2 separate regions of the Homo sapiens genome follow, and region 1 is linked to region 2. The links are chromatin contacts, found by Hi-C or POLR2A ChIA-PET in ENCODE. All regions are on one chromosome and are shown on one strand. The core of a region is the stretch at or near the end of the contact, and the rest is flanking DNA. Distances in the headings are between cores, read along the strand shown. Region 1 holds the start of PRADX (PRC2 and DDX5 associated lncRNA). Region 2 holds the start of TNNT3 (troponin T3, fast skeletal type).

Region 1 (5,502 bases), core at 276-2,775, 160 kb after region 2:
ACCCGCCAGCACCCTGAGCAGCCATGCTGGCCACCATCCTGGAAGAGACCAGCGCAGGTGCAGAGGGAGGACGGGAGACCCTTGGGGGCTTTGGAGCCTCCAGAATGGCTGAGGAGAGGAGGGTTGGGCACACTGGCCCCCAGGTTGGGTGTGTGGGGCTGAGGTGGGTGGCGGGTGACCACTTCTTAGGACTGTGGCCTGTGCAACCTGGCGGGGGGCAATGGGTTGCCATTCACTGACTTGGGGGAGCTGGGCCAGCAGTTTCCAGGTGACAGGCAGGAGTTTGGTTTTGGCTGTGGCGACTCTGAGATTCCCCAGGGGCCTCCAGGTGGATGTGCAGCATTGGCAGCGTCGGCCGGCAGGCGGGAGGGCCTCCCTGATATGCCCCGACCCGTGGTTGACAGGATCCCGCTGCACAAGTTCACGTCCATCCGCCGGACCATGTCGGAGGTTGGGGGCTCTGTGGAGGACCTGATTGCCAAAGGCCCCGTCTCAAAGTACTCCCAGGCGGTGCCAGCCGTGACCGAGGGGCCCATTCCCGAGGTGCTCAAGAACTACATGGACGTGAGTATGAGGTCTTAGCCCTGCTGCAAGCGGAGCCACTGTCAGGAGAGCTCCGTGGCAGTATGGGGAACATTCCCACCTCCTGTTCTCAGCAGCGCAGTTTGAGTGGCTCACCTGGCCACGGTGGCGTCCCGGCTCAGCCACACTCCTTTCTTCCCCATTCTGGAACCTCCTGCCACTGGCCCCTGTCATTGCAGGGTCTTGGTCCTGCTAGGGCCTGGGAGGGTGATTGGGAGTGGCCTCGGGCCTTGGTGCCAGCTCGCCTGAGGGGGCGGTCCTTGGGCCTGCCTGAGTGTGGCCGGCTGACCTGGAGCCTTTCACTGCTGTCCTGCTGGGAGGCCTGTGGTGACTCGTGGCCTCCCCAGCCCCTCCCCATCTTCTTCCTCTCGCAACAGCCCCTCCTGTGCCCACTACTCCTTCAGGGGGAAGCAGGATCCAAGGTGGAGCACTCTGGAAGCCACCTAGCAAGCTGGGGCTTGGTCAGCCTGGTCCCAGCTCTATGGGGTCAGTTCGAGGCCAGGGCCTACTGTCCAGCCTCGGGGCTCTGGCCCACTGTGGGGGAGCCTTGCCCTCTGTCCTGCTTGGCCCGAGTCCTGGCTGTGACAGGAAGCCCAAGACTCACAGGCATGTGACTGGGCCAGGGGGGCCCTGGGGGGAACCAGGCGCCGTGTGCCTGGTCCCGACTGGCCAGTTCCTGATTGTCCTAGCGCGCGAGCAAGCAGATGCACGCATGCGCACACATGCACACACACACATGGAAATTTGCTGAGTGTCCCCCTGCCAGTGGTCACTTCTGTGGGGCCATGAGTCAGCAGCTGCTGCTGCTCCGTGAAGCCAGGCGGTTGGAGAAACATTGGGCTGGGCTGGTGCCAGGAATCTGGTGGCTGACGGTGGCCCAGGCTCCAATCCTGGGGGAAGCGGGCGCCCAGGCGACCCCAAACTCCAGGACCCTCTTACTCTCTGCCTCCTGAGAGGCTCGGCGGCATGGGACCCCTTGTACTTGCCTGATCCCTGAGTCAGCACCCCCACCTGCGCCTGCTATCCCTGTGTACACACGGGGAAACTGAGGCCCTGGGCCATTAAGGCAGGGTTGCTGGGCAGGCAGTGATTGTAAGGCTTACCTTCTCCCCTTGACCAGCTGAACCCCTCTGCCTGGAAGCCCTCCAAGCCTGGGGTTCACCCTGGAGGGCAGGGCAGGCACTGAGACACCCAGAATCAGACCTTGACATGGCCCCAACCTGGGGAGGAAGTCACTTCCTTTCTCAGACCTTGGACTGCGGGCCACCAGGGGAGTCTTCCAGGCCGGGCTTTCCTGCACCCGGGGCTCAGGCTGAGGGCCACGTCTGTCCCCACCCTGGCTTGACCTCTGGCCTTGTCTTTTCCGTGGGGAAGTCCTCAGCCTCACCATGTATTGAGCAGGGGTAGGTGACAGAAGCCAGGGGTCTAGAGACCCCAAGTACCCGTGGGCATTAGGACCGAGGGCTGGGGACCTGGCCCATCTTCCCTGCAGGCTGAGCAGGTGGGAGTGGGTGGCTGTTGGCAGCTGTGGGCCCCGTGATGCCCCTCCCTCCAGTATGGGCCTTGGCTCTGGGGACAGCCGGGCCTTCTGAGGCCCAGTGGGGAGATGGGGCCCCCTCTCCCATCCCTGACGGACCCTGTCCCCTGCCAGGCCCAGTACTACGGGGAGATTGGCATCGGGACGCCCCCCCAGTGCTTCACAGTCGTCTTCGACACGGGCTCCTCCAACCTGTGGGTCCCCTCCATCCACTGCAAACTGCTGGACATCGCTTGCTGTGAGTCACGAACCCTGGCCCCGTCGCCCAGGTCCTGCCCTTCCGGGATGTCGCTGCAGGGCTGCCTCAGGAATCACTTGGGCAACGCAATTCTCCTGCCTCTTGGCCCCGTGAGCCAGGCCAGCCCTCCACCCTGCTCCAGCCACTGACTTTCTGGGTGAACCACCAGCTGTGGTCTTGCTCTCAGCAGGGCTGGGGCTGGGGTGGCCACAGAGGGAGCCGGCTGTGGCTGGGAGGGAGGCCCGGGGTCACAGCCCACAGTCCCGGGGCTCTGGCATGATGGTGGGCCTCAGATCCCCTCCAAATCCCACCCTGGGGAGGCAGCTTGGGGGGTGCGGGCTCCATGGTAGATTGTAGGGGGATGGGAGGGCTAAGGCCGTGGCGTGGGCTGCGGGATGACCGGCGGGCCCCCTTGTCGCCCGGGGCAGGGATCCACCACAAGTACAACAGCGACAAGTCCAGCACCTACGTGAAGAATGGTACCTCGTTTGACATCCACTATGGCTCGGGCAGCCTCTCCGGGTACCTGAGCCAGGACACTGTGTCGGTGAGTCCCTCTGGGGCCTTTCCCAGGACTCGAGGGTGCCAGGGTGTGGGGTTCACCCACCGTGGGTATGTGGTTGAAAGGGAGGGCTCGGTGATCCCAGCCCAACCCCAGCCCTCAGGTGGCCGGGGCAGTCAGCAGGGTGAGGAGGGGTCTGGGAATGGGCCTGGTTGTGTGCAGGCTGGAGGGACAGCCTCAAACCCAGGGGGTACAGGGGCAGGGGTCCCCGGAGTCAGGCCACAATGAGTGGGAGGGAGGACAGGGCAGATCGATCGGGCTCTTTTTGGCACATTGGGTTTGAGGTGCCAGCAGGTGTTGAGGGCTGGACCTGGGGCTGCACAGGGTCCCTGCAGCAGGCCGAGGGCTTGGGGAGGCTTGGGGTTGGGAGGATGTACCAGGAACCCGCTGTGGGGGCTGCTGGCGGAGAGTCACCGGCAGGAGCCTGGGAGGGCAAGGGAGGGGGAGCAGCAGTGGCTGTTGGGGGCCCCGCCTGCATCCACCATCCTCAGGGCCCTGTGCAGAGCAACTCCCTGCCCTAGGAGAGGGTGAGCTGGCCCTTGTCACCCTGCCTGGGCCTCAGTGAGTTCTCACCTCGGAGCTGTCTGCTGGGGGTGGACCAGGCCACAAGGGGTTCAGGAGTTACGGGATGGTGACACAGCCCCCAGCTCTGGAGCGGGCCAGGAGGGCAGCAGAGCCCCCCTGCAGGCCCAGGGACCCGGGAAGAGGGCCCCTTCCTCCAGCTGAAGCTGCTCCTAACAGTTCCCTGCTGGGCTGGAGTCCAGTCTGTACTGGGGGCTCCTCAGAGCCCTCCTGTCTGGACCCTGCTCAGCCTGAACAGGAAATTGCCCCGTCTGCCCTCTTCCGCCCTCTTCTGCCCCCTCCGCCCCGTGTCAGCCTCAAGCTGTCGTTCCCTTCCCACATCCTGCTCTGGCCGTGTTCTCTCTCTGCAGCCTCATCCAGGGCTGGGGGAGGGGACAGGCAGAGAAGGGGAAGGGGGCAGTATGGCTGTGAGCTTGGGATGGGGTCGGCAGGTTCCCCATCTCTCGGGCTCCTGGCCCAGGCTGTGTCTTGTTCCCAGCGCTGAGGGCAGGAGCAGGACCTGCCTGTCATTGGTGGTGGGAGTAAGAGGTCGGAGCAGGGAGCGGAGCAAGGGGCCTGCCCGTCTGTGCTCCTGCCTGGTTCCCATCTCGTGTAAACCGAGCCCTGATGACTTCCACGAAGAGGGCCCCGCCATACCCCGTGTCCCCATCCCCAGCGGTGTTCAGCTCAGGGTTTCCAGCCCTTTCTTCTGGGCCCTCTGGGCCCCATCGTGTGTGGGATGGGCATCCATTGAACTGGGTTTTGTAGCCTCATGCTCAGGGAGTGGTGTAGGGCTCAGCCTGTCTGCTGCCCACTGACTCTGCCCTGGCCTGCAGGTGCCCTGCCAGTCAGCGTCGTCAGCCTCTGCCCTGGGCGGTGTCAAAGTGGAGAGGCAGGTCTTTGGGGAGGCCACCAAGCAGCCAGGCATCACCTTCATCGCAGCCAAGTTCGATGGCATCCTGGGCATGGCCTACCCCCGCATCTCCGTCAACAACGTGCTGCCCGTCTTCGACAACCTGATGCAGCAGAAGCTGGTGGACCAGAACATCTTCTCCTTCTACCTGAGCAGGTGGGCGTGTGGGTTCCCTCTCGCTCCGCGTTGCTGGGAGGCAGGGCGGGGCTGGACGGGGAGCCTTCTAGGCACCCCCTCTCAGTGCTGCCCCCTCCCTGCTGCTGTGCCAGAGCTCCTGACCTCTGACCTCAGGGCATCCGGGAGGCGGGGGTTGGCCGCCCTTCTGCAGAGGAGTAAGCGGCAGCACAGAGAAAGCTGTTTGGCCGGGGTCTCCCAGTGGGAGGGGCTCGGGCCAGGCTGTGGGTCCTGGGACCTTGGCAGCTGGGCCTCCCTCCTATGAGAATGGACCCAGGTCAGGGGTCGTGGCAGTTCCTCTTGGTTCAGTCGGCCCGTCGGTCCCCAGACCTGGTGATGGGCACATGTGGTCCTGGTCCCGGGGTTGCTGATGGTGGAGAGGGTCATGGTGCCCAGGGGACCGGGGATCCCCGGGGAGGTGACCTTGGGTGCGTATGGGTCCCCGGCACCACGCTGCGAGCAGCTCTGTGGGCGTCCCCAGCAGGTGCCGGCTGCCCTCGAGGAGGAACATAGGGGGCCCTTCCTTCTGGGAAAAGGGTTCTCCCCCAGGGCCCCCACCTGCAGCCGCTGCTCCAGCTTGGGTGACCCATGGTCAGGTGACCTTGGGAAGGGGACGTCGGACTCAGTTAGTTTCCTCTTCTCGGGGCAGACCTGAGTGGAGGGTTCCACATAAGAGGGGTGACTGGGGGTTGGGGGCTTTTGTTTTGGGGGTGGGCAGCGTGTCAGCCGGCGGCCTCCTGCCCTGAGCTGCGCCTGGTCACTGCCCCACACTCTCCAGGGCTGACAGGGGCAGGTTTACCTCACGTGGCTCACTTGGCACTTGGAGTCTCTGGGCCTGACCCCTAACCTTGGATCGCTTCCGGCAGAATTCCGGCTGTAGGGCTGGCTGGGCCTCTTTGCTCTGCCCCTTGCCTGGGCAGTGAATACTCCTTAGC
Region 2 (6,033 bases), core at 2,582-5,081:
AGGGGAACCACGTTAGAAGGGGCAGCCCGTGAAGGGAGGAGGAGGATGAGAGGCCAGTGTGTCCCGGCCCTGGACAGGCCAGCGACTGCCCCTGCCCAAGAGCGTGGAATCAGGGGTCCTCGGGCCCTGAGGAGGCGCTGGGGAAGGCAGAGGCTCTGGTGATGATGGTGGCTTTTGGGGGGCTCGGGGGTCCTGGATGCCCACGTCCCACAGTGGGCATGAGAGAAGCAGAGAGACAGGACCCAGAGCCTGACCTGCAGGCCCCTCAGGACCATGTGGCCACACTTCGGGGAAAAGACGAGGCCCCCCACTTGGACAGCTGTTTTCCGGGGGTCACTCAGAAGCCACCCATGGGATGCAGCTGATGTAGGGCTGTCAAGGGGACACAGGGTATGCACAGTCCAGCCCCCTGCCCACATGTGAGCCTTCCTTCTAGAGCAGGAAGTAGAAAGAAAATGGCTGTTACACTTACCCTCCACCTGTTCACTGTGGGGCAGGGAGAGAGAGAGAAAGAAAGAGAGAGAGGTAGTGAGGCTGGGCTTTGCTTGGACTTGTGCAAGATAGCGCATGCTCCAGCCCCACAGAAGCCAAGGGGCCAGGGTCCCGAGCCAGGCAGGGGGCAGCCACCAGCTGGGTACTCACACTTCCTCGTCAGACATGGTGAAGGTGGGTGGTTTCTGCAGAGAGAGATTCAGAGAGAGAGAGAGAGAGAGGATGGAAAGAGAGTTACGAGCTGCCTGGGTGTAGGATGGGGGATGGGGTCTTGGAGCAGCGCTGTGGGGGACCGCGGGCAGGGTTTGGGGGCCAGCTCTGGCCTTGGGTGAGTCCACCTCCTTGGGCCTCCCCTTTCTCCAGGGCTCCTGGCCCCTCCCAGCTCTTGGCGCCCCAGACTCTGTCCCCTCTTCCTGCCCTGGCTCCAGACTGGAGCTTGGAATCTTGGAGCTGGAAGGGATGTTGGAAGGTCGTGGCGTCCACCCCCACCCAGGGCAGACATCCTCTCCGTGGCGTCCCCTGAGGAGGGTCATCCAGAATGCAGGCCGTGTGCCGTCCAGCCCGCTCTAGACACTGGAAAGGTCCCGCTGATGGAGCTGAAACCTGTCTCTGGGTGTTCTCTGCCCAGTGGGTGTAGGTGGGGTCTCCCTGGGAGCCCCTGGATGACCGAGACTGGCTCCCCAAGATGAGTAATCTGCTCACCCTACCATTCCCCATGAGAACCCCTCTTCCCTATTTGAGCCCAAAGCTCCCTTCTGTGCCTGTTTTCCTATGGGGTGCCCAGAGTGTGTCCCACCACACCCCTCTGAGGACCCCTCCTCCAAGATCACAGAGCAGGGAAGCTGTTCCTTCTTGTTACCCCTGTACCCTGAAAACATTGAGGCTGAGCCCCAGAGCACGTTGGGTTGGGTCTGGGCCGCTTCCCGTGCACCCCCCCGGGCCGGGCTCTGTACAAGGCATACTTGGACTGCAGGAGCCCACAGAACAGCCCCCCCATTTCCCTCCCTGTGGCCGCTTTCCCTGGTCCCGGGGATGCTCTGGATCTGTCCCTGTCTAGGGGAAGCTCCATGCCCAGGACTGGCTGCCCTGTCCATGTGCGGTGGTGGCGCCAGGCCAGCATGCTGGGGACCGTCTCTCTGTGAGCTGGCCACCGTGCACACTGGGCGGCCAGGCCTGGGGAGGCTCTGAGCAGCTGCACCGGCATGTTGGCCAGGGTTTTAGAAAACAAAGTTCATTACAACACAGTACAGATTACTCGAAGACAATAGCTACGGTCCCCCCTGGGAGTGTTGTATAAGGAAAACACACGTTCATCAGCTAAAAATGCATCTACGTTGCACTGCTGAGGTGGGAACCGTTTTCCAAACCCTCTGTCAAGAATGTTAATTTTCCCAGAGCAACTTAAGCTCCATGCAAAATTACCCAGCAGATAGCTGTCTTCCAGGCAACGGGGGTAGCTTTTTCCTATCCCAGAATCTCTTCCTGAGACTCTGCTGCCCCTCAGGTTAAGCCTCTTGTAACTGCCACGGCTGGGCCAGGCTCTCCTCAGTCCTCAGCCCCACGAGCCAGTGTTGTCCAGGCCCCCGGTGTGACCCAGTCCCAGGCTGCCCACCAGCCCCTCGTGCTGTCCTCCCAGCTGGTTCAGGCCCCAAACGCCACAGACTCCTCTAGGGCCATCCTCTGTAAGGAGGAGGAGGGTCAGTGAAGGGAGGGAGCGGAGCCTGGCCCCGCCCTGCTGTGCCCAGCCCGACGCTGGCGGGGCAGACACCTGTCGGCTGCCACAAGATGGGGGCAGCGTGGCCCTCGCCTGGGGTGGGTTATTTATAAGGAGCCAGTGGCAGCTGAGGTGTCCAGAAATAGGCAAGACGTTTCTGCCCAGAAACCCAAGACGTGGGTGAGGCGGGTGTGACAGCCCAGCCCTCCTTGGCCCACAGCTGCCCCCTCACCCTCGGGCACCCAGGCCCTCCCCAGCTCCTCATATTTCCCTCCTGTCCCCCCAGGCCAGAGTCACATGGGTGCCCCAACACCCTCAGGCAGGGTGACCTCCAGGCCCCCCGACGTGCGCTGGAAAGGCCCACTCTCCAAGTGGGGAAACTGAGGCACCTGGTTTTCTGCTGAGCGCCTGGAAGCAACACAAGGCTGTTCTGTTCCCCCCAGTATGGCCTGTGTCATTGCCTCTGTTGCGGGGAGGGGCTGGTGGCAGGGGTGTGCTGGGGGCAGGGGTGTGCTGGGGGCAGGGGATGGCATTTCAACAGCTGAGACGCAAAGCAGGTGTCCAGTTAGTGCCTGCCTTGGAGGGGCTGCGTGAAAATAACCTATGCGGTCAGTTTCTTCGGGCACGTATGCATCACCTTTCCCTCCTTGGGAGGTGACGGGGCCAGGGCAGGGTGGGGAGGCAAAAGCCGCTGCCCCTTGCTTGCTGTGGCCCTGACCATGCCCCCAGACCTGTTCTCCACCCAGCCAACCTTTGCTTTGCCCCATGTCCCTCCGTGGACTTCAGGAGGGGCAGCCAAGGCCTGATCAGACGGCACAAGTCAGGGGGACCGTGTCCAGGGCAGGGAGGGTGGGTGGGGGCTCTTACGAGCGCCAGCTTCTCCAGCCTCCAGCCAGGGGGACGCGATGAAGCCCAGCCCCTCACTCTTGCCCCGTCCTGCCCCAGTCCAGCCCCTGTCCACTTCTGTCCTGCACCTCCAGACGCTGGCCCCCAAGGCTGCGTGGGCTTTAGACGCCCCCACCCCAACACACTCGGGCTGGCCATACAGGAGCCCCTGCCCTCCTGTCCTCGTTTTCATCTCTACAAAATGGCGGTGTTGGAGGCCCAGGTGCGAGAGCTGCATGGCAAGGCCAGGACGGGCCTGGGCAAATGTCTGCATGGCGACCACAAGCTGGCAACCTAAGCCCTGGCAGCACCCCTGCACAGCCTCTTCCCTGCCGCTCACAGCCCGCACCTCTCTGCCTCCTGCCCTCAGGCCACTCCCTAGCACTGAGCTTCCCTGAGCCCCGACTTGCCCCCTCCTGGCCTCCCACACTCTGCCTTCTTCTGCATCCTCCCGGTGCTGAGACCATCACACCACCATGTCCGCATCCCAGACTCTCCGGACGCTGGAGCAGCCACCTGGGGGCTCCGAGCCATGATGCTTCGAGATGCTCGGCACCACACGGACCTGGGACCTCAGCGCCCCAGGACCCCAGAGTGTCCCTGGAACGAGGGGCTGTCCACCCGCACGCAGGAGGCCCCGTCGGCCCCAGTCCTGGGTGGCCGCTCCTGCCTATACCCACCTGCGGGTCGAGTGTGAGAAGGGCTGGAGCTCCCTGTGGACAGCACCGGCTGCAGGCACTGGCGCCCGGCTCACACCCTCGTGTTATAGTGACATTTGATCTTCCTAGGAGCCCATTGGCCAGTGACTGGGTGGCCGGGGTGTGTGCGGAGTCTTGCTGGGGGGGGCTATGCCCGTGCAGGCCCCTTACCAAGTATAGGAATGGCCAGAGGAGGAGGCTGAAGGAGGCCAGGATGCAGAGGACGTGCTTGGAGAAGGAGGCAAGGTCCTCCCTCCGCCTCCAGGAGGTGTCAGCTGCTATTTTTACTCCCAGCAGCGGGTACATTCTGGATGGGCTGAGGAGGGAGGAGGAAGGTGTTGGGTGGCCCCGGGGCACCAAGCCGAGGCTCTCTTTGGGCCAAACTAGTGTGGGGGTCCCCAGAGCCAGGCTGCCGGGTTTCCCACCCCCCCGCCCCTTCTCTCTGAGATGTTCTGTGGGAGTAAACATTTGTCCAGGAAAAGGGTCCGCACAGCCGGGGTCCCCTCCCGCCGCCCGGCCCAATGCCCCAGGCCCTTCGCTGTCTCCCCCGGGGAGGAAGCAGCCTGAGGCCTCGGAGACCCCCCATGGAACTGAGGCCAGGCCCCCACCCTATCTGAGACCCTCTTAGAGGCCAGCTCTGCTTTCCTGGCTAGACACCGTTGGGGCCTACACAATAAGCGGGCGAGGGACATGGCCAGGCTGGCTGCAGTCCGAGTCTGCCATACCTCCCCCCGGGGCTGCTGCCATTGCAGGGGGCTACACATGGAGTTTGCTGGGTAAGGGTCTGGGTCCTCCCTCTAGGCCCTTTCTAACCCTGGGGCCCCACCCTGGGCACTCGCAGTGGCCGTTACCATCTGTGCCAGCATCTCCCACAGGCTCATTGTGGCGTGTGGAGACTGGTTTTCTTTCCTCAGGACTCCAGGTGGCACCGTCCGACTAGCAGACATCCTTCCTGGCCTCTGATGGCCTGTATGCTGGCCAGTGAGGCCACCAGATTGGATAACCCTGCCTCTTGGATCAGGGAAACTGAGGCACCAGGTGGGGGAGAGCAGTCTGGCACCCTGACCCACCCCCTCACTCCCCTCAGACCCCACAGGCTGAGCGTGGGCGGTGGTGTCTGCGGAACTCTTCGGTTCAGGCACAGATTGGTTCCTTCTTGGCCAGCGCCCAGGACAGGGGTGAGTCCCGAGAGGCACAGATGAGGTCCCTGTCCTCCCCAGGCTTAGAGTCAGGGACAACAGGATAACCCGGCAGGGGCTCACAGTGCCCTGGGGCCGGGTCGGGGGCCTTCCGGAAGGCTGTGGTTGGCACCTCATTCCACCCCTCCATGGAAGAGCGAGGCCGCAGAGCCCAGGGACAGGCAAGGTGTGCCTGGGGTCACACGACAAGGCGGGCTGGCCCCAGGCTGCCATTTCAAAGGACAGGGCCGGTCCCCTGCCTGCCTCCCGCTGAGTGCCCGGCACTGGGAAGGCTCTTGGAGCTGGGGTTGCTGGGAACGTCGCCGTCCTCCTGCTCTGGGTCTGTGGCTTCGTCTGCATTCCACGCCTTCCCCTCCCTGTCCATGTCCTCGATGGGCAAGGCTTTGGGGGCCACAAACAGCCCTGGCCCCTGGATATCTGTGACCAGCTTCCTGCCCACTGGGGACATCTGCAGAACTGCTCCCTCAGAGGCACGTGAGCGGGTCCCTGGGGGTCAGCGGGCCCACCCCATCCTCTCCCATGGTGGGGCCAACCTCCTTTTCCAGGCTCGCTCTGCCGGCTTCTCTAACGGAGCCCTGAGCCCACCATTCTGGTTACACGTGGTTCAGTCTGCAGGCCTAGGAAGCCTGTGCCCACCCAAGCCCTCACCCAGGCCAGGGGTCCTGAGGGGCGCACCTGAAGGTGGGTGTGCCATAACCCTGCACTGGCCCCGTGTGGCCAGCAGGGGAAGGTGCTGCCCGCCCAGCTCCTGGAGCTTTGGCAGGCGCTCTCCGCCCAGCCAGCTGAGGTCAGAGGGATAGGGCAGGTTTTATTTTGGGTATCGGCGACCTCCCCCTCGGGCGCTGGGCCTGAGGCGTAGCAGGGACTGCACAGAGCAGGCACCAGCGGCCTCGAGGGCCTGCACCAGGTAACCCATGCCCTGCTGCCATCTGGCCGGACCGGGATGGTCCAAGGAGAGGAGGCAGGGCAGGGGCCTCCTGGGGGACTGTAGACCTGGGTGGGGGCAGGGCACAAGGGAGGCCCAGCCTGGGTTGGGGACGCATTT

Evidence for each region. A loop is a pair of places that touch in the nucleus more often than their neighbours do. ChIA-PET counts read pairs that join two places held with the same protein, here RNA polymerase II (POLR2A). Pooled maps may share reads with other maps.
Region 1: a loop to region 2 is called in a pooled map, with 3 times the contacts of the local background. The contact joins the promoter of PRADX here to the promoter of TNNT3 in region 2. A Hi-C loop is called at or near these places in 4 of 50 pooled maps. POLR2A ChIA-PET finds 5 or more read pairs at or near these places in 2 of 52 experiments (MCF 10A and activated T-cell).

Annotation. Positions count from the first base shown.
Region 1 is chr11:1,756,371-1,761,872 of GRCh38, reverse strand. It overlaps PRADX (PRC2 and DDX5 associated lncRNA), which reads right to left and starts at 1,525. Exons shown (of 2, transcript NR_182291.1): 1 at 679-1,525; 2 at 1-554. CTSD (cathepsin D) reads left to right here. Exons shown (of 9, transcript NM_001909.5): 2 at 405-564; 3 at 2,234-2,357; 4 at 2,786-2,904; 5 at 4,317-4,549.
Region 2 is chr11:1,917,501-1,923,533 of GRCh38, reverse strand. TNNT3 (troponin T3, fast skeletal type) reads right to left here and starts at 3,831. Exons shown (of 16, transcript NM_006757.4): 1 at 3,772-3,831; 2 at 643-677; 3 at 473-486. The coding sequence starts at 659. It also overlaps a transcript of PRR33 not described here.